Linked DNA regions of Homo sapiens: region 2 is linked to region 1. Evidence: chromatin loops called from intact Hi-C (ENCODE). Cell type or tissue: endothelial cell of umbilical vein. All regions are shown on one strand. Each heading gives the region's core, and the rest is flanking DNA. Links, peaks and the distances in the headings are about the cores only. Region 1 overlaps GUCY2F (guanylate cyclase 2F, retinal). Region 2 overlaps COL4A6 (collagen type IV alpha 6 chain).

The links. Peaks named below come from ENCODE experiments on the same cell type or tissue, not always from the same donor. Only the 100,000 strongest peaks of a DNase experiment are listed, where the experiment ranks them.
Region 2: a loop joins it to region 1, with 9 times the contacts of the local background. A loop is called at or near these places in 4 of 110 quality-filtered maps.

The regions. Positions count from the first base shown.
Region 1 is chrX:109,379,706-109,392,466 of GRCh38, forward strand. GUCY2F (guanylate cyclase 2F, retinal) reads right to left here. Exons shown (of 20, transcript NM_001522.3): 14 at 12,206-12,398; 15 at 8,784-8,958; 16 at 5,479-5,577; 17 at 2,413-2,507. Among named protein-coding and RNA genes, the nearest start is that of GUCY2F, 96 kb to the right of the region's middle. In endothelial cell of umbilical vein, for the core only: CTCF peaks have their summits at 5,284 (motif pointing left) and 5,486; no DNase peak of the experiment used is centred there.
Region 2 is chrX:108,193,801-108,206,561 of GRCh38, forward strand. It overlaps COL4A6 (collagen type IV alpha 6 chain), which reads right to left. Exons shown (of 45, transcript NM_033641.4): 9 at 12,718-12,761; 10 at 11,860-11,895; 11 at 11,639-11,680; 12 at 10,520-10,612; 13 at 9,128-9,181; 14 at 2,711-2,779; 15 at 1,282-1,326; 16 at 734-787. Among named protein-coding and RNA genes, the nearest start is that of ATG4A, 110 kb to the left of the region's middle. In endothelial cell of umbilical vein, for the core only: a CTCF peak has its summit at 6,046 (motif pointing right); a DNase peak (open chromatin) is centred at 6,071.

The DNA.
Region 1 (12,761 bases), core at 1,936-9,935:
GACTGAAACAGGACTCATGTACGAGAAAAGGTAATACAGTGATTTATCACTAGCCCACAAGGCGAGAAATATTGAAAAAGTAGAACTGGCCAGTTAGGCATTGATAATTTGTTGCCTGTATAGTACAAGAGGGGCTTGAAGTGGGCAATGGGCAGTGGGCCCAAGAGGCTGAGCTTCTCATCTCTAAATGAGTCCTCCCCCAAGCTACTTCAGCTTCCTCACTTTGGTCTCTTTCTTTGTAACCTCAACCCAGCCAATTACTCAACTGCCCTATGTTCTCCTCTCTCACCCAATTAATCCATGTTTTTGATTCCACTAAGGGAAATAACGTAAAGTGTCATCAACCTAGTGGAGGAGATGGCGTGGAGGGAAGAAGGTTCTTACTGGATATAAACCTTGAGCCCAAGAGAAAAGGCTTTAATGGAGGAATTTCAAACATCAGTCAGCTGGAAGGAAAAGACATTTCTAGCCATCAACTTTGAAATCACACCGGGCTCACCATCAAATGTGATATTTCTGCCCCATGTACTAGAGCAACTCTTGCTTCCAGTAGCACAGAGTGGATGAGGAGTGAAAATATTGAATCAGAATTTCTGAAGTGTGCTGGCGACATGGTCTTATTGGGGGTATATTGCATGTCCCTGGTGGACCAGAAACCCCATGTGCCCCAGCCCTTATGATGCAAAGTACAACACCTGTTTCTGGTGGGGAGGTAGAGGGTACAGACACAGAAAGGATCTCTCCTCCTCTCCTGACCTTTCCTTGGGCCTTACTTCCTCTCCTCTTCCTTGTTCCCTTGCCCCTTCCTTTCCTCTGAGGCGCCCTCTTCTCTTCCCTCTTAATGTCTCCTCCTCATAAGGACCCTGCCACAACAATAATCCAGGCCCAATGTGGCATCAGAGAAAGGCTCTTCTTCCAACTTGCTGTGAAATGTTCCCAAATTCCCTGGGGTTGGGGAAACCATGAAGCTGCAAAGGGCCCTTTTGAAGTTAAGTCCTGATTTTGTACTTGAAACACCCAAAGATGTGAGTGCTCCTGAATTGAATTTGTGGGACAATAAAAACCATTGGGACAGGGATGCATTTTCGTTTTTCAGTTTCAAAAGTGGCAACCCTTCAGCTTTTAAATGAGGGGCCTCTGCCCAGCAATGCAGAGGAAAAGGTCTTCAGGAAACCAAGCTGCATTTCTACTCCTCTGTTGAAATATGACAGAATGTATAGAAGGATCACAAAAGCTTTGGACAGTTAGATTCGCTGCCCAAGTAATATCCCTGTCCCCAACATTTTACTGTCTGAGTTCTCTGCAAGAGGTGGGAAAGGAGCCTCTGTCCCCTTGTAAGTGACTCATCCAACCTCCTGGAAGATACTAATGACCTATTGGAAGGAAAAAACTAGGACTAGCCATAGGAGGAAGTTGTCAACTAGAGTTAGACCTTCCAAACTTTAACATCTGAAATCTAGCTACATGTAACTTGCCACTGTTTAGAAAAGGAATGCCAAAGTCAGAAGCTAATTGTGCATCACTTAGTGCCCTGCTCTTGCTTTGCCCAAAAATAGTCACTGAGAAAATCATCTTTATGCAGCATGGTGTCATGGAAAGGTCACTAAAAAGGAAGTCAGGCTTCCTGAGTCTTGACCTGATTCTGCTATCAGTTGACTGTGTGACCCTGCTCAAACTACTTCACCTCTCTGGACCTTGGTTTTCATCTGAAAATGAGGGAGTTACATTATTTTATCACTGAGCTCTTTTACAACTGGGTCAACCGGTGGTCTTTGGTCATTCAGAAATAGATAAATAGAACACAGTGGAAATGGCAAAAAAAGAAAACTAAAATTATTCTAATCCTATATCTCAGGTCTAGTGATAACTCTAACAGGGAAAAAGGGGCTACAAAATGTTTGCCTTTCATAGAAACTGACTTTGTTCCTCCTGGTTTCTTAGGGAAAGAAAAAGTCTCTCTGCAAATAGTGTGCCAATGGGTGCCTTTCACCCAGGAAGGGTGGCCACTGAGAAAGTGAATAGAAAATCCAAACTCACAATTACTATGGCTTATTGAACAATGTCTGGCACTGCCAAAGAGTGAAAAAATGTAGGTTAGAAAATGTAAATAATAGTGCAGCTCATTGGAAAGCCAAATTCTGTGCAGTTCTTTAAGAGAGAAAGATACAACTTACAGTCTGAAAAATGCAGAAAAAATCTCAATACTCCTCCCCACTGTAGCCATATTTTAAAGAGAAGAAAATTGAGGCAAAATGGAGCAATCTTTTGGGAACCCCAAATGGGGCTGAAGATTCTGCCCAAGTTATAGCTCTGAGTCTCAGACTCCCAGGTAAACTCTTTCAGCAGACCATGACCTCTCCAGAAGCAGGTGTATCCAAGTAGTCTGGCTCAAAAAACAAAAAGACATTATACCTTGAGCTCTGTTCTTCCTCGAAGCTCCACTTCATAGCCCTCACTCAGATTTTGAAGAATTGTAACAGTGCTGAGACTGACATGAATGCGATAAGCTGCAAAAGAAGGAGAGACATGATTTGGGCTCCTTTCTCACTGGCAAAATTAATGAGAAAATGTCAATGTAATAAATGTCTTCACTTGTAAATGAACTAGACCATTAGCAACGTCCTGAGAGAGGTTTACTTAGGGTTTCACAAGAGGAGGAGACGGAGTGATGGCCTTCTTCACCAGGCCGAAATAAGGCATTAGTTGTAGCACCTATCAGCCTCCTAGACACTATCTTAAATGAAAGGCCATGCAATAGAAAGGTGTTAATTTAACTCAAAGGTTGAGATGGAGAAACCAGCATCTACTGTGCTCTCAGCTGAAACGTGACGTCATTTGAAGAAAGCTTGACTTCAGCAGCTTCTTTCACAGGCTGCTACTATGGCTGAACTCTCATGCTTTACATATCTTAGGCAAAATGATGTCTTTTCCATATGCATTCTTACAACTCTCTCTCAACATTGCTACACTTAAAAATAAAACATCAATGAGAAATATCCCAAGAACTCTTTCAACAAATATTTTATGAAGACTGTACATTTATAGCTGACGTTTGGGTGGGGGCACCTAGCTGTGTTTACACATGAATGTACTATTTTCTAACCAATGATCTCAATCTGGGATAAGAGATTTACATAGGGAACTGCCACGTTAAAATTTTATTTAGAACCTAAGGGTAATTATTTGATTAAGAATAATCACTTGTTCACTCAGGTAAGATCCTTGACATTTCTAAAAACTGTCACCCTATGAAGTGAGACCTTGTTGAGGTTGAGTCTTAAATAAAAGTCCAAGGCTAGTTTTCACACATGCTTGAGAAAATCATTTTTTTTAAAAAAAAAGCTGATTACAACCTGAGTAGGAAGGCATGGCGGGAGAGAACTGCAAGGAGTTTCTGCTGTGTATACTCACAGTGACTTTCTTTCTCTTGATAGCTCAGTACTGTTGTTTGTTTGTGCCTTCCTCATTAACTCATGATCATCCAAAGCCCTTACTCAAAAAAGGTTGACCTATTCCTAAAATACACATGCCCAGCCAGTATATTCCTAGCCAGTCCTATGTGTGCATCCCACAAGCATCTGGTCTTCAGGGAGCCTTTCAGTAGAGTAATCTTGATGGTAGGGAACACACAGCTTAAAAGAGAGATAGCTCATACCAACCACCATCCACTTGTATGGTAGGGAGAATCACTCCAGGACTGGGTCACGAGTCACTTCCATTCCAGAATCTCAGTGGTTTCAACTGAGCACAAAGGAGATATTGATGAAATAATTTTTTTATTAATAGATATGTGACATGTCCTGATTTCATATCCAATGTGAGGAGAGGCTACCTCTCTACAGATCTCCATTCAGTTGTGGAGCTTAATGTCATATTTGGGTCATAGTCATTAGCTTTTAGAAAAGCACATTAACCAGCTCCTTTAGCACAGAGAGCACACGCGTATACTTCTTTGTATGCTTCACAATAACTTCCTTGCACAGTCAGTGCTTAATAAACACCTGCTGTGGGTGATTCACTCCATTTTCTTCGTTCTAGCTGATCACTGGGCAAGGTGCTGTCTACATCTCAAAATTCAATTTCTGGTCTCAACTTTGTATTTCCAATGTGAAATGTGTGGAGTTTTCCCTGGTTCAGACCAGAATATGACTTCAGCCTTCTACAAGCTTACATCAGTCCAGAATACTGTGCCAAATCTGCATTGCAGTTCCATGATAAATTTCACTTCATCTTGGGTTGCACTTCAAGAGTAAAGTCATATGCAAAGTTATATTAATGCAGCAGTTCCTGGATGACTACTTCCATGGCCTCTGCCATATCTAAGGAGTTTGAAGACTTTCCCAGATGTCAGAAAATTTATTCTGACAACAGCTTCTAAGTTCCATACTGCCTCCTTAATCATGGCAGCACAGGCTAGATTGACTAAGACTGGACCCATTGTGTAAGCCTGTTTCTACACATGAGTGATGGGAAGTGGGGTCAGACAGGGCACCACCCACTGTGATACAGTCCACCATAACATCAGGGACTAGTTTGAGTACAGTGCTGAAGCTTGGGAAGAACTCGTCTTGCCAGAGTTAAGCCCTTCTAAGGGCTTAAGTGGTTTCTTCCCTTTTTTGGTACAAAATCCATGAAAAATGAAAACTGCATATAGAATTTAATGTTATTCTCTATGCTTTTCCTATAGTAGCATAAAAAATGCTTTGCTCAACCATGATATAAGCAAAAGGCACATTGTGATTCTGTAGTGGTAGTAAATAACCGAGTAAGAGTTGAGCCAGCATCTTACAAACAACAGACAAATGGCATATGGTTTGTACAGTTTTCTTTTCAAAGAAGCAGAGAAGAAATGGTATCTTTGATAGTATGTCTGTTTTGATAGAAGCTAAGGGTTTTATATACAGGGAAGTTGCAATAAATTATTTCAGAATTCCAAGCTACTTGGATTGAGGGATTATTGCTAGCTAAATTGTAGAGGCTATTTGATGAAGCCAGAACTCCTGGGGTCCTAACTGGTTCAAAAAGGGGACTGCAACAGCAAACAGCAGCCAGCTGGGAGGCAGCTGGCTTCAGTGCGTCTCCACAAACTAGTTGAAAAATGGAAAATATTAGTCCCTTATGTAGTTCTTTTCTCAACATGACTCCCACAAACCCACAAGCCCGGCCAATTTTTTTCTTTACCCAAAATACTATTTTAGCTGTTTTTATCAAATTGAGTGGCTGTTTTGGTGTCACTTAGCTACAGCTTCATTTCTAGAGAAAGAAAGGTACATGTTCAGTCCAACATCACCCCCTACTGGTTTGCCATTAGAGACCAGGAAAATCCGTGATAAATCTTAATCTTCTCAAATTATCTTTTATTTTTCTTTAAAACATTGAAACATCAAGTATCCTGCTCTCTTTCACCTCTCTGAAGAAGAATCACCTTCTCAATAGCAGAGTGGTGCCATCCTATCCATCTCTCTATTAGGTACTCACGTAAGCCTGTAGATTCCATCCGAGAAGCTGTGTTCACAGTGTCTCCAAACAAGCAGTATCTGGGCATGGTGAGGCCCACCACTCCAGCAACAACCGGCCCTATAGAGTATCAGGGGGTTGGAATTACAGTCAACAGGTATGCACCCAATGCTAATAGAGGAATAGTGCAAAGAGGAAGGAATGTATCTTTGTAAAAGAATAAAAGTTGCCATCATATAGCTCTGTGAATCTGAAGAAAGACACAATGAGTAGTGAACTCTTTGCCCTACAAGAAAGCAAATTTATAACAATGCAGACATGACTGCCCTTCTGATGTATACCTTTGTTCCACGTAACAGTTACACCTGAGATGCTTATATTTGTCAACAGGGACAAACAAGTATCAAACCCAAACCAGAAAGGCCTGGGCAGGGATTCAGGGTCCAAACATGTTTGTTGTAAGGAAAAAAATGTGACTTTTTCTTGTGCCTTAGGGTTGGAAGAAAGGCTTTCATGGGTTTATCTGGTTCCCAAACTGTGTCTATCAAGAGAATTATTCTAAAACATTTCAAAAATCTGAAAACAAATAGAGCTGACTTTCAATTATCTGTGTTGGGGCATGGAAAAGCAGTATGTATATATAATCAAAGGATATTTTGCATTTAGCATTTTTTGTTCTTACATTTTAATATGGCTGTGTTAAGTGTTCAAGGTAATTGAGAAAACTTCAGCAGCCGTACTGAAAAGTCAGTTTGGGAGTATCCAGAAAGTTCTTCACCTTCAACTTTCTGGTTTCTGCTCTGATTTTGTTTTCCTAAAAAGAGATAGGGGGTCTCACCATATTTCCCACGCTGGTATCGAACTCCTGAGCTCAAGTGATCCCCCCACCTCGGCCTCCCAAAGTACTGGGATTACAGGCATGAGCCACCATGCCTGGCCTTCTGCTCTGTTTTTACGGCTAGGCACCAAGGGGAATAAAAAAGAAATGTAACACATAGTCTCAGTTCTCCAGGAATTTATAGTCTAATTGAAGAGAAGATACTATCAAAGAGGAAGCAATTAAGCAGTAACCCAAGACAACATATGGCTGAGGCAAGAAGCACAGACAGAGGTGCTATAATAACTCAGAAAATGGGAGGAGGTGCTTATTAGGACCTGACTCAATCAAGAAGGGTCCAGTGGAGAAGGTAGGATTTGATCTAGGTCTTGATGGGTGAGTAGGATTTGAACAGTGGAAAAGGGACATAAATCAAAGGCTTGTGGTTGGGATTGTACAGGGAATTTGGGAAGCTCTTAGAGAGAACAGTCTGCCTAGTTCACATGGCTCACGAGAAACTGGAGACAAGGTTGGATTAAGTGGGTTGTACAAGATGGAGGATCTTGAACCACTAGAGAATTTTGAGCAAGGAATTGCATGATCTTTTTTCTCAGATCAGTGTATAAAATGCATTGAAAGGGGAAAATGTAAAACCAGGAAAACCCTCCAGATGGCTGCTGCAGTAATCCAAGCACAAAGTACTTAAAAGGAGGCAATGATAAGAAGTGGATGGCCATGAAGAAGTAATAAGAGAGACGTAAAAGAATCAACAGATTTATTGGCTGTCTGATTGACAACCATGAGAAAATTGCCATGAGCTTGTGAGTTTATGCTGATTTGTGGGAAAAGATGACTTGAAGTTTTAAATATGTTAAATTTGAAATAATGGTGAACCCTACAAGAAGAGGTATGCTGAGGGGGGTTGGAAATGTGAAACTGAAGCACAAATGACAGATGAGGGCTTTTCTCTAAAAGAAAAAATCAAACGCCTGCTATGTGCTAAGAACTCTGGATACAAACATGAGTAAGATATGCTTCCTGCCACCAAGGAGCTTAAAGCCTAATGGAAGGACAGACAAGGAAACACAGATTATGCTGATGACTATGAGAAGGATGGATGGTAAGAGGCAAGAGTGAAAGCAAGAAGATGCTATTGCAGTGATCCAGGCAAGAGATCTTGGTGTCCCAGGCTTGGGTTGTGAGAGTGAATAAGAGACAAGAGAGATCAATAAATATTTAAAAGGTAAAGAGTGTTCAAGACTTAGTAGTTAGTTGAACGTTAAAGGTCAGAGTAAGGGAGGAGTCAAAGAGAATGACTCTCAAGACTAACTGGAGTAACTAGGTCAATGGTGGTACCACCAACTGAAATAGAGAATAAATATAAGAAGAGCAGGAAGTTTGTATGGGTAAAAAAATAATTGTTTTAGATGTGTCGAGTCTAAGGTCCATGTGGAACATTCAGGTGGGCATATCAGCAGGAATTTTGATATAGAAGGCTGAAGCTTAAGGGAGAAGACTGCACTAAAGCTGTGGAGTTGGAAGTCATCAGCGTACAAGTGGTAGTTAAACCACAGATATGAATGAGATCACCCATGAGAGTATGTAGGAGGAGAAAAACAGTGGATCCTGACAGAACACTGGAGAAGACCAATATAAGGGACAATTAGAGACAAAAGGAATTATCAGACAGTGGTAGGAAATGAAAGTCAGGTTGCTGTGGGTTGAGTAATAAATTAGAGGTGAGACATGCAGACAGCAAAAAGATCACAAGACTGAGAGCTTTGCAGAAAATGTTAGAGAACAGGAAGAGTCAAGAGAACCAGTAAATAAAGTGAAAAGCAGCATTCACAGAGTGAGGAGCATGTCATAAAAGCCAATTGAGGAGCATTTTAGGGAGGCTTGTCATGAATTCCAGATGCTGCAGAGGTAAAGGCAGACAAGGACCGGGGAAAGTGGTGAGAACTGAAGTCAGATTGCAAAGGGGCTAAGGAGGGAGTGGACAGTGAAGAAATGGCACAGTGGATGTCATTCATTTTTTTAAAGAAGTTTGGTAGGAAAGGGGTGAAAAGGATGGGGGAAGGAAAGGAGCCTAGAAGAGCAGAGCAGAGAGAAAAAGGTGGGGAGTGGATACAGAAGCAAGAGGAGCTAGTAGGTAATGAATGTGGGAGGAAAATAATTCAGAAGTAGGGATTTTAATTAATTAAATGAATTATCCTAACTACAACATATACCTGTTGATCTTGTAGCATAGTCAAACATGGAAATATTGCCTCTAACCAAAATGGTAGATTAAAAGAGTTTAGTACCTGGAACAAGGAGCTGCTGCCCACTGTGTTAGTGCAGGTACTGGGAGGAGAGTAAATTTGGGTAGGCATAAAGGAATTATGCAGCCCGGACACCTGGATAATCCGGTGGCCAGGAATCAGGGGAGAGCTATCTTTTTCCCTTTCTTTTTTAGTCTTCCTAGAGGCGCATTAGAATGTTTCCTCTTACTTTAACTGGTTATTACCTGAGTGAAGGCCAATTCGAATTCGGACCGGCACTTCTGGCATGTGCCGCATCTTGAAAGTGCCCACAGAGCTCAGGATATCTAAGGACATGTTTGCAATCTCAGCTGCATGCCTACTGCCATTCCTCTTTGGGAGGCCTGAAGCCACCATGTAGGCATCTCCAATGGTCTCTACCTGGGAATTAGGAAAAATAGAATTAGCAAACAACTTATTTGTGCTTCTTTTTAGCACAGAGCTGTAAGGGTATAATGGAGGCCAGGTGGTCTTGTTGTAAAGTGAGAAAGGCAGAGAGGGACTGTCAATGATCCACAAGTCTGGCTGCATGTTAGAATTGCTTAAGGAGCTTTATTAAAAATACTGAAGTCTAGGCCCCACACCAAGAGATTCTGAAATAAGTGTAGCTACCTCACAGGCTCCTGATTGACCTTAGAAAAATACCAGGCTCTGAGACATTTGGGGAGAAGAGAAAAGGGAGATTTCTGGGACTGTCCCTAGGGTGTCCATGGGGGAGCATCTTAGGAGAAAGTGCCTATGATGCTTCCCAGCAAATGTTTCTATAGATTATTTGGGGTAAATAAGCTAGGGTAGCCTTAAGGAAAATATAGGGAAGGGGAAAGGAAGAACATTCCCTCTGCTTTGCCTTGCTAATACGATGAAGTTAGTTTTGCAGGCCTATTGGGTATGAGAACTGAGTCTCTTTCCACCAGTTACCTCCTCCTCTCCTACTGCTACCTCCCTGAGGAGCAGCAGTACTGGCCCTCAACTGCTTTGCAGGGGACGGTTAGGGCTGGACACTTGGAAATAAAGCCAAATCTATGTTCCTCACCTTCCCCACAGAAGTGTGCTCACTTTTAGATAACCAGTAAGTTGAAACTTTTTGGGTAAATCCAAAAAATAACTAAGCTGAAGGGACTTTTTATGAAATGCGCCAGTCAGACTGTGTTACTACAAGTTTGAATCCAGTTAAAACCCATGTGTTCCCAGAGAACTGCACTCACAGAATACAACAGTTAAGAACATGAAACTCTGAAGTTATACCATCTTGATTAGCATTTAAGATTCAACACTTACAAACTGTGTGGCCATGGGCAAATCACTTAATCTCTCTGTACTTCAGTATCCTTATCTGTAAGATAGTGATAATGATAGTAAAAACTTCGTAGGGTTTTCTAAGGAATAAATAATTTAATATATGTCAAAGCATTTAAAACCTGCCTATTGGATGATACTATATAATTAGTTCAAGCTATCACCATCATCATCATCAACATTATCATCATCATCATCATCATTATCAAATAGGTACATCTTGAAACCAGCCCTGGAACTGTGGGTATGATTCAGCTCCAGAGAAAGAAGTTTAGCAATCAGCAATAGGCTCCTCATCATGAATTACTATAGCCAATAACAATAATCCTTTCAATCTATAGGACTTTCTGCCTCAACATGTTTCCATCCAAGGTCTCCCTTACCTTGTGCAATTTGAGGAAAGGATACCTACCCTCAGATAGGCATGCCAGCCTGCACACAGGAAGGAAGGATTACAATGTAAATGCTACATGCAAGGGGAAGTCAGTGGCTGGCCATTATCAGAGATTAGTTGTTGACCCTTTAGCTTTGATGAGTCAGTCACCCAGGAGGCCCCAAGGATATGGATGAGGAGATTAGAAGAGCAGGGAGTATGGGCATGCATGGTCTTGGTGTACAGACTGCTGTGGAAAATTGTGGGTTGTGTCAGTCAACACAAGGGTGCTGAGGGAAAAGGAGGTTTAGAAAAGGGTGCGATTGGGATGCAGATAGTGGCAGGAAAACTGAAACTGAATCACTAACTTCATAATTCTACAGTAGCCTTCTCACTTCCATTTCAGATTATCAAGTACCAGGGGAGGTGATTCAAATTTTACAGGTAAAGAAAATAAAAACACAAATGAGTTTGGTCATTTGCTGCTGGTTCAATTTTTATTTCCTTTGCACTGTGCTGTTTTTAATAAATAGGGCTGAAAAAAATAAATTTCATTTTTGGATTTATATAGCCCTGCTCTGTTCTGAGAACAGCCCATTAACTCCCTACTGCAACCATTAAGTACCAAAATATCTAATGGCCTATTGCTAAGACCCCCAACAATTGTCTGAACAGAATCAGCTGGATTGATTAAACCAGTAGCTGTGTTACAGCCCACGCTGAATCATCTTTGATTTTAGTTTCAACTGAATTAGCTTTCAGTGATTTGTTTTTCTCTTCAGGCTGCTTGAGTTCAACAAGTTAAGACAGGTACTCTGATTCCATGGATTTTTCCTGCATCGTGGTTTCCATGTGTGCTTCTTGATTAGCTTGCAGCTCCTGCTGATTGACAGGTATGATGTTTATTTCTGAGCCCTATTTAGGTGGCTTGGCCTAGCCCTGAGGCTCTCTATCTGACCTGAAAAGGCCCTGTCTAATCTGAGATAAACACACTTTCTTGTGTGTGATTTGAGAGCTAGAACATTTCAGACTACTGTGAAGAATCCAATGAATGGAGCTACTCATTCTCCAGCTCTACTTTGGTCCTGGGACAGAGAAGCTGTCTAAAGTTTAGGATGCCTGGGGCATCTTTCTCCATCAATAAGACAAGTATCCATGATGCAGACAATGTAGAAATGTCCCTGCACAGCTATGAGATTTTTCGTCATTTTTGCCTAGAGACAAGACAACATATGTAAAAAAAGGTAAGGAGGCATGGCATCAAAATTAGTCAATGCAGTCATTTTGCAAACTCTAATAGAAAGAGTGAAAATTCAAAGGCTGGAGGAGTGAGAGAAGGTGGGAACAGGGGCTTGCCACCCCACAATTAATCACTTCCCCAGACCTCAGACCAATAGGCAGCTTTTCGGTTACCCTGTAGCAATCCCAAAGAGCCTCGAGTCTAATATTTCCCTGCTATAATGTCAAGTTCTCTCCATATAAAACAGTACCTGAAGGAGGAGACCAAATTTTTATAGCATGTATTAGATCTACACAAACCTTACCAAGATGAACTCTGTAGCAGTCACCACCTATGGGCAAAACACCAATACTTCCTCTTTATCCCCTTCAGTGCCTAGTACAGTACTGCCTACACTATTAGTACTCAGCCACTGATGTGCAATAACTCTCTTGGTCCCAACATCTTCTTAGTCCCAATTCTAGAAAAAAAGTTCAAAAGAAATCTGACTGGCAATCTTTTGCTGGGTTGAAAGTTGCTATTTTGTAAATTGGGAAATTACATGCATTCTACCCGGCTCTCATTTCCAGTGATATACCAATGGAAGGGGTGTACTATTTAATTTGTTATTCCTAAATAACAATATTCCATAAATTTTATTCTTCAATTTTAGAATACATATGGATGGGCCTCATATAAAAATTTCACTATGGAATATATTTTCCTGCTAATTAACCTACCTTGTAGACATCATGACTGCCAATTATTGCATCAAAGAGTGTGTACAGGTCATTCAGAAGATCCACGACCTCAATGGGCTCACTCATGGCTGAAATGGTTGTGAAGCCCACAATGTCGCTGAAGTACAAGGTGACCAAGTCAAAGCCCTCAGGTTCAACTGTGCAGCCCTTTTTGAGAGATTCAGCAACTGATCTGAAAAGCAGACACAGCTATTCCTAAGATGACACTGGTCCCCCTTCATGCCACATACACCTGCTAAAAATACACCAAATAAACCTCTAAAAATCACTGCTAATAAATGATGAGGAAGAAAGTGTTACATGGATGAAAACATTAATTCGTTCATTTATTCTACAAATAAGTGTTAAGTGCTTACAATCGGTCAGGAACTGTGCCAGGTGCTGGAATACAGCACTGGACAGACCTGGTCTGTGCCTTCATGTGGAGGGTTTTCATCTCTCTATACTTCTAACTCAGACCCCTGGGGAATGCTCCCAGGTGATTGCCCTTTCATGAGGCTAGTTTCCTTAATTATCTCCTAGAAGATCATGTTAC
Region 2 (12,761 bases), core at 1,751-9,750, 1.2 Mb before region 1:
TCTATAACCCCAGATTTTCAAGATCAACTAGTCCATAGGTTAATTTCAAAGTCCCATAAATTTAAGATGAAGGTGACACAAAGCAGGCCAGAGGCCTAACATTCAATTGGAAACCTGTCAAGGACAAGGGATCCCAATTTTATTTTGCAACTCTACTCAAGGACAGTCTGCTCTGGGCCTTGGCTGTACCTAAGTAGTGCTAAGGAGAGAACAGAGTTTTAACTTTTTTCCACTCTCAACAGGCCTGGGCCTCTACTACCATCACAACCCTTGTTAGTGGATGATGTCAGGCAGAGGAAATTAAAGGAATTCTAATACTCCCCAAAGAGGGATTTAGGTACCAAAAACACATACAGTGGCATATTCAGGGTGTGATGGTGGCAGTTATATGCTCCAGGTGTAGGCAAAAAGGGGATGCATTGTCTGTAGAGAATTTAAAACAATAGTGAAACCAACAGTTGGCAATTCTAAGCAATATGAATAAAATTTTCCTCATCTTCGGGATGAACTTGCTCCCACCAGCTCCTGCCCCTTAGTTTACCACTGATCAAGTAGTATCTAAGAAATGCTCATTAGCAGCTTTGTGTGTTCAAAGCAGATTACATGCATTTCTTAAGAAAAAATTGAAACTTAAAAGGTCAAAATATTAAAAATACTTCATCTTATATACAGACATTTGTGGTAATTCACTCTTCTACCTACCAACCCTGGATTTTTCACTTCCCAACATTACCTCAATTCCTTGGAATCCATTAAGCCCAGGAAATCCCAGGGTCCCTTTCTTGCCCTGTGACAGAAACATAGTTACCACTAAGTGGAAAGTATGAGAGCATAAGAGAGTCTGGTCTTTGGATTAAGCCAGGGCAAATGGCACAGGGATCTTGGATGACATTGCAGGGTATATGTGGCTTCTATCTGACTCTGGAAGCTGTAAAATCTTCCAGAAGACAATACGGCAGTAGGTAGCCAATTTACATATTAGGAGGTACAAGGGCCATAAGGCTAGACACGGATACAAGCAGGCTGGCCTTGCTAGTCCCTGACAGCATGCCAAAGATGTATGACCACAGCATGGCATGGCAAGGCACGGAATTTGACACTGGATACCCATGTTCTTGAGTGAAAAGAAAAGAGGACAGTGGCTAAGATTATACCAAAAAAAAGGGAGATGAACAATTTGCATTATAAGTAATGTCTCCCTTTGGCCATGTTAGGTAAAGCAAGGGGGACTTTTGATTGGGATTTTATACCCCAAGGCTTTAATGATATTAACCAAAATACCTGTTGCCCTGGAGGGCCTTGGACTCCTTCTGAACCCATGGGACCCTGTAAAGAAAATAGTTACACCTTAGAAACAGCAATAGGCTACCTAGAAAAAGCCACTAGACTTATATAACAAAGTTATCCAACTGAGTTCAGGATTTAGCAGCTCCTAAAATCAGGTAAGCGAATGTTCCTAGACCTAGCTTAACGACTTTTTTTTTTTTTTGAGATGGAGTCTCACTCTGTCACCCAGGCTGGAGTGCAGTGGTACAATCTCGGCTCACTGCAACCTCCGCCTCCAGGGTTCAAGCGATTCTCCTGCCTCAGCCCCCCAAGTAGCTGGGGCTATAGGCGTGCGCCACCACGCTTGGCTAATTTTTGTATTTTCAGTAGAGACAGGGTTTCACCACATTGGCCAGGCTGGTCTCGAACTCCTGACCTCAAGTCATCCACCCGCCTTGGCCTCCCAAAGTGCTGGGATTACAGACATGAGCCACCGTGCCTGGCCTAATGACTTCTTTCTAAGCTCTAATCCATCAGGCTAAATAGCCACATGGAGCATTTTTTAATATCTAAATAAATGGAAACAGTTTAAGTAGTAGGTGGAATTTGATAGAAAGGCTGGGTGGTATTATACTTAGTCTGCATTAGTTCCAAGTCAGGAGATCTTTAAATAGATTATGGGAGGGCCTCGTCTTCCACCTCAAATGCATTCTTTGTTGGTGATTATATGTATTTTCAAGACAAGGAGCGGGGGAAAGTAGAGAAAGAAATGGCAGGGTAATGGATAAGTATGGCTGAATACTCAAAAGACTCTTACTAAACTTCATAGTCAACTTAACAACACAATTCTCTAAAATGTTACTTCTTTGAGGCTAAGCTTGGCCCACTGCTTCTAGCTCAAGACCTAAGTGCCCGAAGCTAGGAATCAGAGAGGCTAATAGTTATTTTTCCATTTCAAATGAGATTATTATTGGAAACTGTTGACTCCAAACATCACTCACTATGTTCTAGAACTTTCCAGGCTTGTTTCTGTCCTATAAAGGTTGCACTTGGCCCTCTTTCTTCCATTCCTGTGCCACTTCCCTGCTCAATTCCCTCAGAATAGAATGGAATGAAAGCAAGGCAACACTTGCCTTGCTTTCTTTAGCAATCATTCTTTCTTGGTATCATTCTTTAGCCCAGAAGACAATGATACATGAGAGCAAGGAGATGAATAGGCTGAGGAGCCACCTAGAGTAGGGGGTGCCTCATTCCTTTTCAAGGGAGCCATTCAATCAAGGGAATGGGGCTAAGAGAGAAGGAGGTCTTAGGAACCTGCCATTGGGTTGAGGAGAAACGAGAAGCTTAGGTGGCAATCAAGTTGCAAAACATAAAGAAGCAAACAGGAAAGAAAATGGACTAGATGACTTGACAGACCCAGGCAAGTAACATTCGAGGTTCATACCCTAGGTCCTGGCAAACCAGGGATTCCCTTTTCTCCCTTTTCTCCCTTTTCTCCAGTAGTTCCAAGGCCCTAAATGAAAAAAGAAACCACAAGTTATAACGTTTGTTTTCTTGTCGGTCTCCTGGCTTCATCCAAAGCAAGGAGGCTATTTTAATTAAGCTCCACTCTCCCCTTAGGGAGGCTCACCATGCTGTCTCTTGTCACTGCCTGAGAAGCACATAGGGTCTGAATATAAATTGGACCATTCATTCAAGGTTCCCTTTTGGTTCTAGAAGTAATGTCTCCCCCTACCCACAACACTGTTCCATGTATTTATAGTATCATGGGCTAACAGTATAGAAATGATTAAATATCTAACCTTGTTGATTTTACAGATGAGGAAACCAACATCTAGATGGGTTAAAAATGAATGAGAAAGCCATATCTTGTGTTTTTCATTCCGGGGACTTTTCCATTAAAACAAGCTGCCTTCTATCATCTAGGAACTTGATGATTTGACCCACAAATGGAGGATTATGCAAATTCTTGGGGGTTGATACTAGGGGGAAGAGCAAGAGCTTTTCCCCTTTGGAGACATAATGAGCACAACATCCTTTTCAGTGGTAAGAAGTATTTCTATCTAGGCACGGACTGAAACCCTGCAGCTCCTGTACTGGGACTGTAGGGCTCTTGCCTGGCCCTAGAGATAGTCCAAAGGGGACTGTGAGATGGTCTCCAAGCCCTCTTGCCCTGCTCATCAGAGGTGAGGGTTTGTAGCCATGAATATGACTTGGGGATTCTCTAGGGAAAAGCAGGAACTCCAAGAAGCAGAGTGAGTAAGAGAGAACTTCCCTCTGGGTCCAGGGAAAATGTCTGGGCCCCCAAGATACAGAATAGTTCAGTACTAAAGTGAATAATGTTTTTCACAGAAAACTTAAATGAGGCCACTTTGTTGTTGTTTAAAATTGTACTTTTTGGAGCATAGATTTAGCAAACAACATCTTGGCTTATTATGAAAGTAAAGGAGGCAATGAAGAAAAGGCACTAAATGTTGTGGAACATCTGTTGTCCCTTTAATGTGACCTGGCTCACCTGCTCAAATCCCATTTGTACCTTTTTCTTCCTTTTACATACATACTCAGTGCACTCCCATGAGTACTGAAAGCTGGTTAAGGACCCCTTGGCTTTCTGGGCCCAGGGTTTTTCATTTCTGTTTCCTTTTGGCTAGTCATGTTTTTGTTTCTTTAATGTGGGTTGTTTTCATTGTCTTTTTATTGGGAGGAGTGTGTGTGTGTGTGTGTGTGTGTGTGTGTGTGTGTGTAGGATCCAATTCAAAGCAGGCTTTGGTCCCGTACTTACCTGTTCTCTTTTCTGCATTTAGTATAACTGTGCATCAAATAGCTCAGCCTTCATGCTACATTAAATTTCTAATGTGAAAGGCTCGTGGGTTAAACTGAATGCAAACTTATTTAAAATATGAGTTTTTCTGCATCAAACCAAGGCATGCTGCGACTTGGTGGAATGTCTATTGGCTTCTGAGGTCAAACGCTTCAGGAAGCCTTCTCTGACCTGTCCATGAAATCTGTGGCAGCCCATGCTGCCCGAAACTCTTAAAGTGCAAAGAATGGTTGCATATGAAAGTTTTGTAAGCATGAGACCTATATTACACTCTCTTTTATCTTTCTCCAAGGCCCATTACTACAGTCTGAACACATACAAGGTGGTCCAGTAAATACTTGTTGAACTGAATGGAATAATGGCCAAGAGAACAAAACTGTTGCAAAGGGTGAAGGAAATGATGTTCAGGAACCATCTTGTGCCCCCATCTATCTTGCCCTCAGTTGTAAATATAAGGGGGCCTTGTACTCCTTCTCCAGAAAGCAGAAGAGTCTTGCTTTCTCAGAGGGCCTGAGAGCTTATGCTATAGTGTGAACAAAAATAAATATGTAAAAAAAAATGTAAAAAGGAAAAAAAAAGACAAATTTGTGTGGGGGTTAGAGCCAAGAAAAGATAAATAGCTTGGCAAGACACTGGCTGTGCTGTAGGTTCAACTTGTCTCCCAGAATAGGGAGGCACTGTACAGGGACCCTGCTGAACAAGCTGTTCTAGCAAGATGCCCTGGGACTGGCCCCGTGACAGTCAGTCCTCCTCATGAGTAATCTTGCAAATGCTGCTCCCACACTCCTACTTACCCATGGCCTGGAAAGCCTCAATGGGGCTAGGTTAACTGTTTCCAGGCCTGCTCTCCTGGGCTCTGGACTCCTGATGCTCTTTGGTTCTCAGGAGGCTCAACTGAAGAACCCCACCTACCTAGTAGTTACCCCTACTGGGTAGGTGTGTGGGTAACTATTGACCTACTCAATAGTTACCTCAGGATTTGCCAGTTTCTTCTCTTATCCCTCCCCTCATCTATTCCATTTTTGCCTTCCCCTGTGTTTGCTAGTCCCTTGAACAGAGGGCACATGGATATACAATTCTCTCTGATGACCTCCATGGAAGGACCTGTGGCCTACAAGTGTGAGTGTGTTGCTGGAGACAATGGGATAAAATGTGTGAGGTGAGGACTGAGCCAGAAAATCAGGGATGTTTGGTCACTGCAGAGGGGCCAAGAGAAAGAAGGTAAGGGGCAAATCTGTCAGGTTGGGCACTTTGTCTCTTACAAAGATTTGGACTCATATAGGAAGAAAACAAATAGTTAAAAGGAACATTTTGGATTCCCTAGAGATTTCTGTCTTCAGTGCTGCCTTGTTTCTCGGTGAGTGTGGATAATTGAAAGCTGATGTGAAGGCTTTGGATTTGAGAAGCACATTTCCTCTGAAAAGCCCAGAGTATCACAAATACATTACCACCTTTCTCCTCATAACTTTTCTGTCATAAGCCATTCATATAAAGTACCTACGAATGTTCCCATTAAACAGATAGAGATATGAGGACTGAAGGAGTTACCTGATTTGGCCAAGGTCACACATTGAATCTGTGCCAAAGTGGGCTGAGAACTCTGGTTTCTTAATTCCCACCGTATGAAAACATGCTGTTCCATGTAAAGGGGTTATTTTCTAGCTTTGATGTCTTTACAATCAACTGGGGTTTCTATTTTTCAGCCCACACTCTGAAACACTGGAAATACTGAGTTTGAAATGGTACTGCAATTTATCACCGTGCATTGTCGTCAGTCTCTTTCTTTTACAGGACAAAAGGGAATGGGTTGAAATTGCAGCAGGGGAAATACTCTGGGTTCGGATGTGGAAGGGAAGGGGAGGGAGGCAGTGTGAGCCAGTGAAGCCAATAACACCAGAGGAGATCATAAAATCCTTTTCAGAGATTTACAGATAAAAACCCCACCACGGCAGGGATTAGAGCAAACTGGACTGTAGGGGGCAGTATGGTATGGGGAAAAAGCCACCAAATTGGCTAGAATTCAAGAAAGCTGAATTTCAATCTCAGCTCTGCTAATAATTAGCTGCGTGATTCTGGACAAACCTCTTCACCCGTTGAGGCTGTGGTTTCCTCATCAGTACAAGGAAGATAAGCCTGGCTCACCTTGCTTACCTCACAGGGACAATGCCAGGTGGCTAGAATCTATGTGAAATGCTCTACAAAGAAAGGTGAAAACCTTATTCCCAAACTCACTTGCAAAGTACTTTATATCTGTACTGTCCAATAGAAATATAATGTGAGCTACTATGTTATTTTCATTTTCCTAGTAGCCACATTAAAAAAGCAAAGTAAACAGAGATTAATTTAAATGATATATTTTACTTAACCAAATATATAATAAATATTGTCATTTTAACACAAGTAAAAAATGTTACTGAGATATTCTAGATTTCTTTTCATACTACGTTTTTGAGATCTGGTGTGTATTTTATACTTACAGTACATCTCATTTCAGATCAGCCACATTTCAAGGGCTCAGTAGCCACACATGGCTGGCTGTTATCTTATTGAACAGGACAGCCTTATATTTTGTAAAGAAACTTCGCATACATTATTAGTTGGGTCTTAAAAGAGTAGCTATATGCATGTTCTTACTCATATGCAGAAACTAAAAAAATTTATCTCATGGAGGTAGAAATTAAAATGAATAATACCAGTGGCTGGAAATGGTGTGAGTGTGGGGTGGGGGGAGAGATGGAGAGAGGTTGGTTAATGGGTACAAACATACAGTTAGACAGAATGAATAAGTTCTAGTATTCGATAGTGGAGTAGGGTGACTACAGTTAACAACAATGTACTGTATATTTCAAAGTAGCCAGAAGAGAGATTTGAAATGTTCCCAACACATAGAAATGATAAATGTTTGTGGTCATGGATATCCTAAATACCCTAACTTCACCATTACACAGTCTGTGCATGTAACAAAATATCACATGTACCCTATAAATATGTAGAAATATTTTCTATTAATAAAAAGTATAAATATGACCATTGTCAAATTACAGATATAAAGAGAGGTTCAGTGACTTGCCAAAGTCCCAGAGCAGGGGCTGGGTCTAAAGTTTGGGTGTTCTGTCTCCAACACTAGGGTTCTCTTCCTTTCTGGTTCATTAGATACAGAGGTGATTAAAATCAAGTGCATTGAACAGATGATTTTCCATGCCCCCTTTATTTCTATGGAGTAATAAGAATCATCATAGAAGGAACCTGTGCCACTGGCTCCACTGGCTCTGCTTTCTGGCCACCCAGAGAGACCCAAACTATCTCAAAGTACTGTAGGGAAGGAATGGAGTCATCTATCCCCACTGGCCCAGCAAGCACAGGCAGGCCTAGTCATCTTTGATTCATCCATTTCCCACCTGATCCCTATTCCCAATCCATGAAAATCTTGTCAGCTGTTTCAAAACATATCTTGTAATTTAAAAGACACATTAAACAAATGTAATGTATTGGTCTTGTTTGGCCTCTCATTGAAACAAGGCAACTGTAAAAATATATATATACCTATAAGACAATCAAAAATTTGAATTCTGCCTTGTTAACTGATATTAATTACTGATCACAAATTACTGATGATGATATTGTCACTATGTCTTAAAAAGCCCTTACCTTTTAAATATTCAGAGGTATTTGTGATGAAATGATATGATTTGCTTCAGATTGGCCATAAATTGCTAATTATTAAAACTGTGTGATGGGTACACGAGGAATCATTATGACATTCTCTCTGCTTTTGTAAATGTTTGAAATGTTCCCTAATAACAAGGTTGAACATTTTTACATTTTGAATCTATCCACTTCTTTCCATTTCCATTGCTGTCACTATAGTCTAAGTCACCACCACCATCTCTTGCCTGGACTACTGCAATACCCTCTGTGTTTGCTCTTCCACCCTTCCCATTCCCTCTCCCCTTCCTCCCACAGCCAGAGTGATCTTAACAATACAAGTCAGAGCCTTTGAACGGCTTCCCATTACATTAAAAATAAAACACCACATTGACCTATGAAGGTAGCCAAGATCTGGTTCCTACTTCTCTGTCTGGAATTATTAGCCTTGCTTACTCTGTTCCACTTACTCACCTTCTTACTGTTCCTCAAAAGTACTGAGGTTTTCTTAACCTCAAGGTCTTCGCACTTACGGTTCCCTCAGCCTTAAACCCTCTTTCTGATCTTCACAAGACGTGCTCTCTCATAATATGCAGGTCTCAGCTCATACATCACTTCCTCAGAAAGGCCCTTCTTGACCACTCTGTCCCAAGTAGACCACCCTGTTCCCCATCCACATTTCATCACTTTACCCTTCTTTCATCTTTTATATATATGAACTTATATAACCATTATATGAACTTGCTATAGATTCATCTGTTTACTGGTTTCTTGTTTGTTTTTTCCCTCACTCCCCCATTACAATGTAATCTCAAGGACAGGGACTTTTACTTAGTTACTGTTGTAACCTCCAAGTCCAGCAGAATGCCTGGCACATAGGGACCCTCAAAAGGTAACTGATGAGTGTAAGGATCTAAGCTAGAAAGGCAGATATGAAAGTGGAGGTAGGATTACTAAGATTAGCTACCATTAACTGAATAATAAGTGCTAGACATGTAGTAAGCCCTTTTCATGCATATTATCTCATTTAATCCTCATAACCACCCCATCATTCTCCCCTTTTTTGTAGGTTAGGAAACTGAGGCTCAGAAAAGTTAAGAAACTTATCCAGGTTCACATAGTTAGAAACTGGCAAAATCAGCAGTCAAGCCTAGGTCTGTTTTAACTATAGAGCTTGAGCTAATAACCTCTAAGGTATACAGCCTCATGGAGAACCATGCTTACGTCTCCATGTGTTTGAGAAACAAGAACATCTCCTTAAATACCTTCTAATAATAAAGATGGTGGCATTCTCTACAATATCCATGGGAAGAGGTCTTTCTGTTAGCCTTCTATTGCTACAGCTTTTGTCCAATCAGACCCTTGTATACATATTGATCAAATAGAGAGACTTACCGGGAAGCCTGGAGGGCCACTTATGCCTGGAAAACCCTTAGGCCCTGGTTCACCCTGGAAAATCAGCCCAAGGTTAGTAAGTAGCATCAGGAAGCAGTGAACGCACAGTAGGATGGCTCTCCACATGTACTTGGACTGAGGAGTGGGGAACCAATGAAGTATCAAGATTAGGGTAGCAGAGAGTGGTGCAGATTCCCCAGGCTCCCTAACTAGCAGCTGTACCAGGATGTCTTAGTTCATGGAGCTCTTTGCTGTGGGAGAAGGATTATGGACCATAACTGTCTAAAACAGAATGTCAAATACTGAGGCTAATTGGGAGACAGAAAGGATGATTGTCTGTTTTCTTTCTAGTGGAAGAAGCTGTTCAGTACAATTTCCTATAGCAAATTAGAGGCAGCAGAGAAATCCATAGTTTTGGGAAAAGGGTAACAATTACAATTTGGATAGGGACACATAACCATCTGATCTGTCATTCCCTGATATGTGAATTTATCTATACGTGCCATGGAAAAGCTCCCTAAGTTTTGGGAATGATCAAGGAAGCAGACAATCTCTTTCATGTTGCCAGACCATTCCCAAATCAACGACTACTTCCTGTAAACCTGGAGGGGCTTGGAGTTGTTACAGCTTCCACGAAGACAAATTTAAAGAAAGGAGACTAAACACATTTCCCTGCCTAGGCCCCTTGGCCATGGGAACTGAATCACAAAGCTTAAAGGAACCCTGGCAGGAAATGCAAGTTACTGAAAGATATCTGCACACCTTAACAGTACACGGCCATTCAATTACAACCATGTAGGTAGTATACAGTGACTCACATAAAAATACAGATCGTAAAATATTTCAGTCAAACAGGTCTATAGTGTAAGCCTTGGTAGTTCAGATCTGGTAAATTAGGGCATCTCTTGTCACCACTTGGTGACAGTATATCCTATTTTCAGGGTCAAGTTTTAAGAGCAAATAACTTCTTTAAAAAGATAATTCAAGAGCAACCATTCATACCCTATGTGTTCTGTCACAGTACTTTGGGGACACCATAAGTATTGAGAGGGTTGGGAGTTAGGAGGAAAAACACAACTATTTAATGTTTATGTTATTCATCATATCAAAAATTGAATCTGCAACACTAAAACAGAGAAAATAGCGCTTAAATGAATATTCAGATGCCCAGGCACACTCAAACCTACACACCAAGAAACATACTCAGCCTTTTAAGAAAGCTTTTCATAAGGGGCAAAACAAAGAAGGCTTTTTACTCTCACTTCTAAACAAAAATCCATTACCCAGAACCCTCTATTCTTCCAGTATTGTCTGGTTATTAGAGTTAAGTTCTTGTATTATAATTATAGGAAAAGTTTTATTAATTTTTTCCTATTCTTAAATGTTCACTACCTTGGATCCTTTCTTCCCTTTGGGGAATCCCATGAATTCCAGCTCTCCAGTAGATGGTGGAGGTCCTGCTGGGCCAGGGAGGCCAACATCCCCCTGTAAGATCAAATGGAACATTAAGCAAAGTGACAATCACACCGACCGTTTTTCCAGAGTGGGGGTTTGTCCTCTGGATGTAACTCACAAATAAACTGTCTCTTACTTTGGCCTCTTCACCCTCATGCCAATGAGGAAACAAAACTCTCACTGCCAAAGGGTGAGAAGAATTATAAGCCCGACCAGTGAATTTTGTACCAGCACTGCAGAGGGAAGAGCAAGATGGATAGAAGGAAACTTTAAGTTCATGGTTGCTATGAAAGGATGTTTAGAAGAGATTAAAAAAGGAATCAGAACGAGGTGAATGGCTACCTCTTGGCAACAATGATCCAACTCTAAGTGGTCTAATCCTTGCAAAGAGCACAATCAGAGGCAATGATGTTCATGTTAGAACATTGGAGGCAAGAGTTGTTCCTTCAGAAGGCAGTGCAATTGTAACAGAAGGGTGGGAATGGCAAGTTCTCAGCCTCGCTTGAGGCTCTGAAATCACAATGCAATTTGTAAAGAGAGAAATGAGAGAAGGAGGGAAATAAAAGAGAATGGTGAAAGAGAGGTTAAAGAAGAGAGATAGAGGAGAGAGAGAGAGATACAGAGAGAGAGGAGGACAAAAAGGAAAAGGAGGAGGAAGTGGAGGAGGGGGAGGAGGAGAAAGGGTAGAGAGAAGAGGGGAAGCAGAGACAAGGAAAGAGAAGGCAACAGAATACACAAAACACCAAGGAAAGACCCAGATGGAAGGAAGAGAAAGAATCTATTTCAAGGGAATATGTTTGTAAGACATACACCTTTCACAGGTAGGAAGCAGGGAAATAACAATATTTTGAAGGGAAAAGAACCACAATAGCCCATGTGTGGCATGTACACATGTAGCCCTCAAGAGATCCCACCAGAGGATCTATGTGGGTTGGGAAATATTCATTTCCCAAGGCGAAAAAACAAATCCTCTTACACAAGCAGGCACATGTGTGTAATCAGACACATTTCTTGCAGCATATGGAAGGCAGACTGTATTTTTTAAAAGCTGTTTACCTTGACTCCTTTCTCTCCTTGAAAACCTAGCCCCATATTCCCCTAGGGAATAGGGATATAGGGAGGAAAAACAAAATCGATTACTAAATAAGCTCTGGGAACTTAAATTGGAATGCAATCTTTTTTACCAGAAAGTAGGGTTAACCAAACCAGTATCTCTCTGGGAAATCCAGAGTACTTAGGAGTAGGAAGCAAAATGCCCTAAGACAAAGTATACTTACATCAGGACCAAGAGGACCAGGAGGCCCTGGAGGACCCTAGATTTTTTTTAAAAATAAGAAAGAGTTAGCACTTGTTAGTTTCAGTCAAAAAGAACACGGCATGTTGAGAGTCACTCCCCAGTAACTCAGCCATCTTTCCTGCTTTGGCATAGTAGATTCTAGCTGTCTTTCCTATGGTTCCCTTTTATCTCCTTTGAAATCCCCCAAATTGACCTGGTAATCACATTAATGCTAAGGTAGTGAAGACTTCATGTGTCATTCCTCCCAACAGGCCAGAAATTTTAAAATGATGACCTTTGGTGAAGCTAAGCCAAAGTACTGAGTAATGGGATTTCTTGCACTGGAGAGAACAATCTGGGGACACAGCTTTCCCAGAACCACATAGATGACTGGCTATGCTTTTCCTCTACCAGTGATGATAAACAGGTTTTGTGTCAGAAAAATGGGTAGGTAGGTAGAGCTGCCCAAGATGCAGTGTTAGGAAGGAATTTGAAGCTTCTTCAGTATTCAGGGTGGGTGATAGTGATGGTGGTATGATTAATTAGCAATACCTGTCATGGGTGAGGAAATGGAAGGTGGCAAGAAATGTGTCAGGGATCTGCCATCCCTGGGCTATACTTTAGGTTGAGCTAGGGTGGGAGGCTTTAGAGGCACAGATTGGATGGTCAGATAGACTCTGATAAATAACTCCAATAGCTCCTCGCAAGAGCATGCTTTACTTTAACCCTCCAAGAATGGAGGTTGCCCTTGCTCACCCAGGAGGACCTAAATTACACAGGTTTACATTGAATCCATAGTATGTAGGGAAAACAACCATGTGAACACTGTGATCACAAACTAGGCTTAAATTGATCTTACTTGTAATCCTGGTGGTCCTGCAGGTCCTACAGCTCCAGGAAATC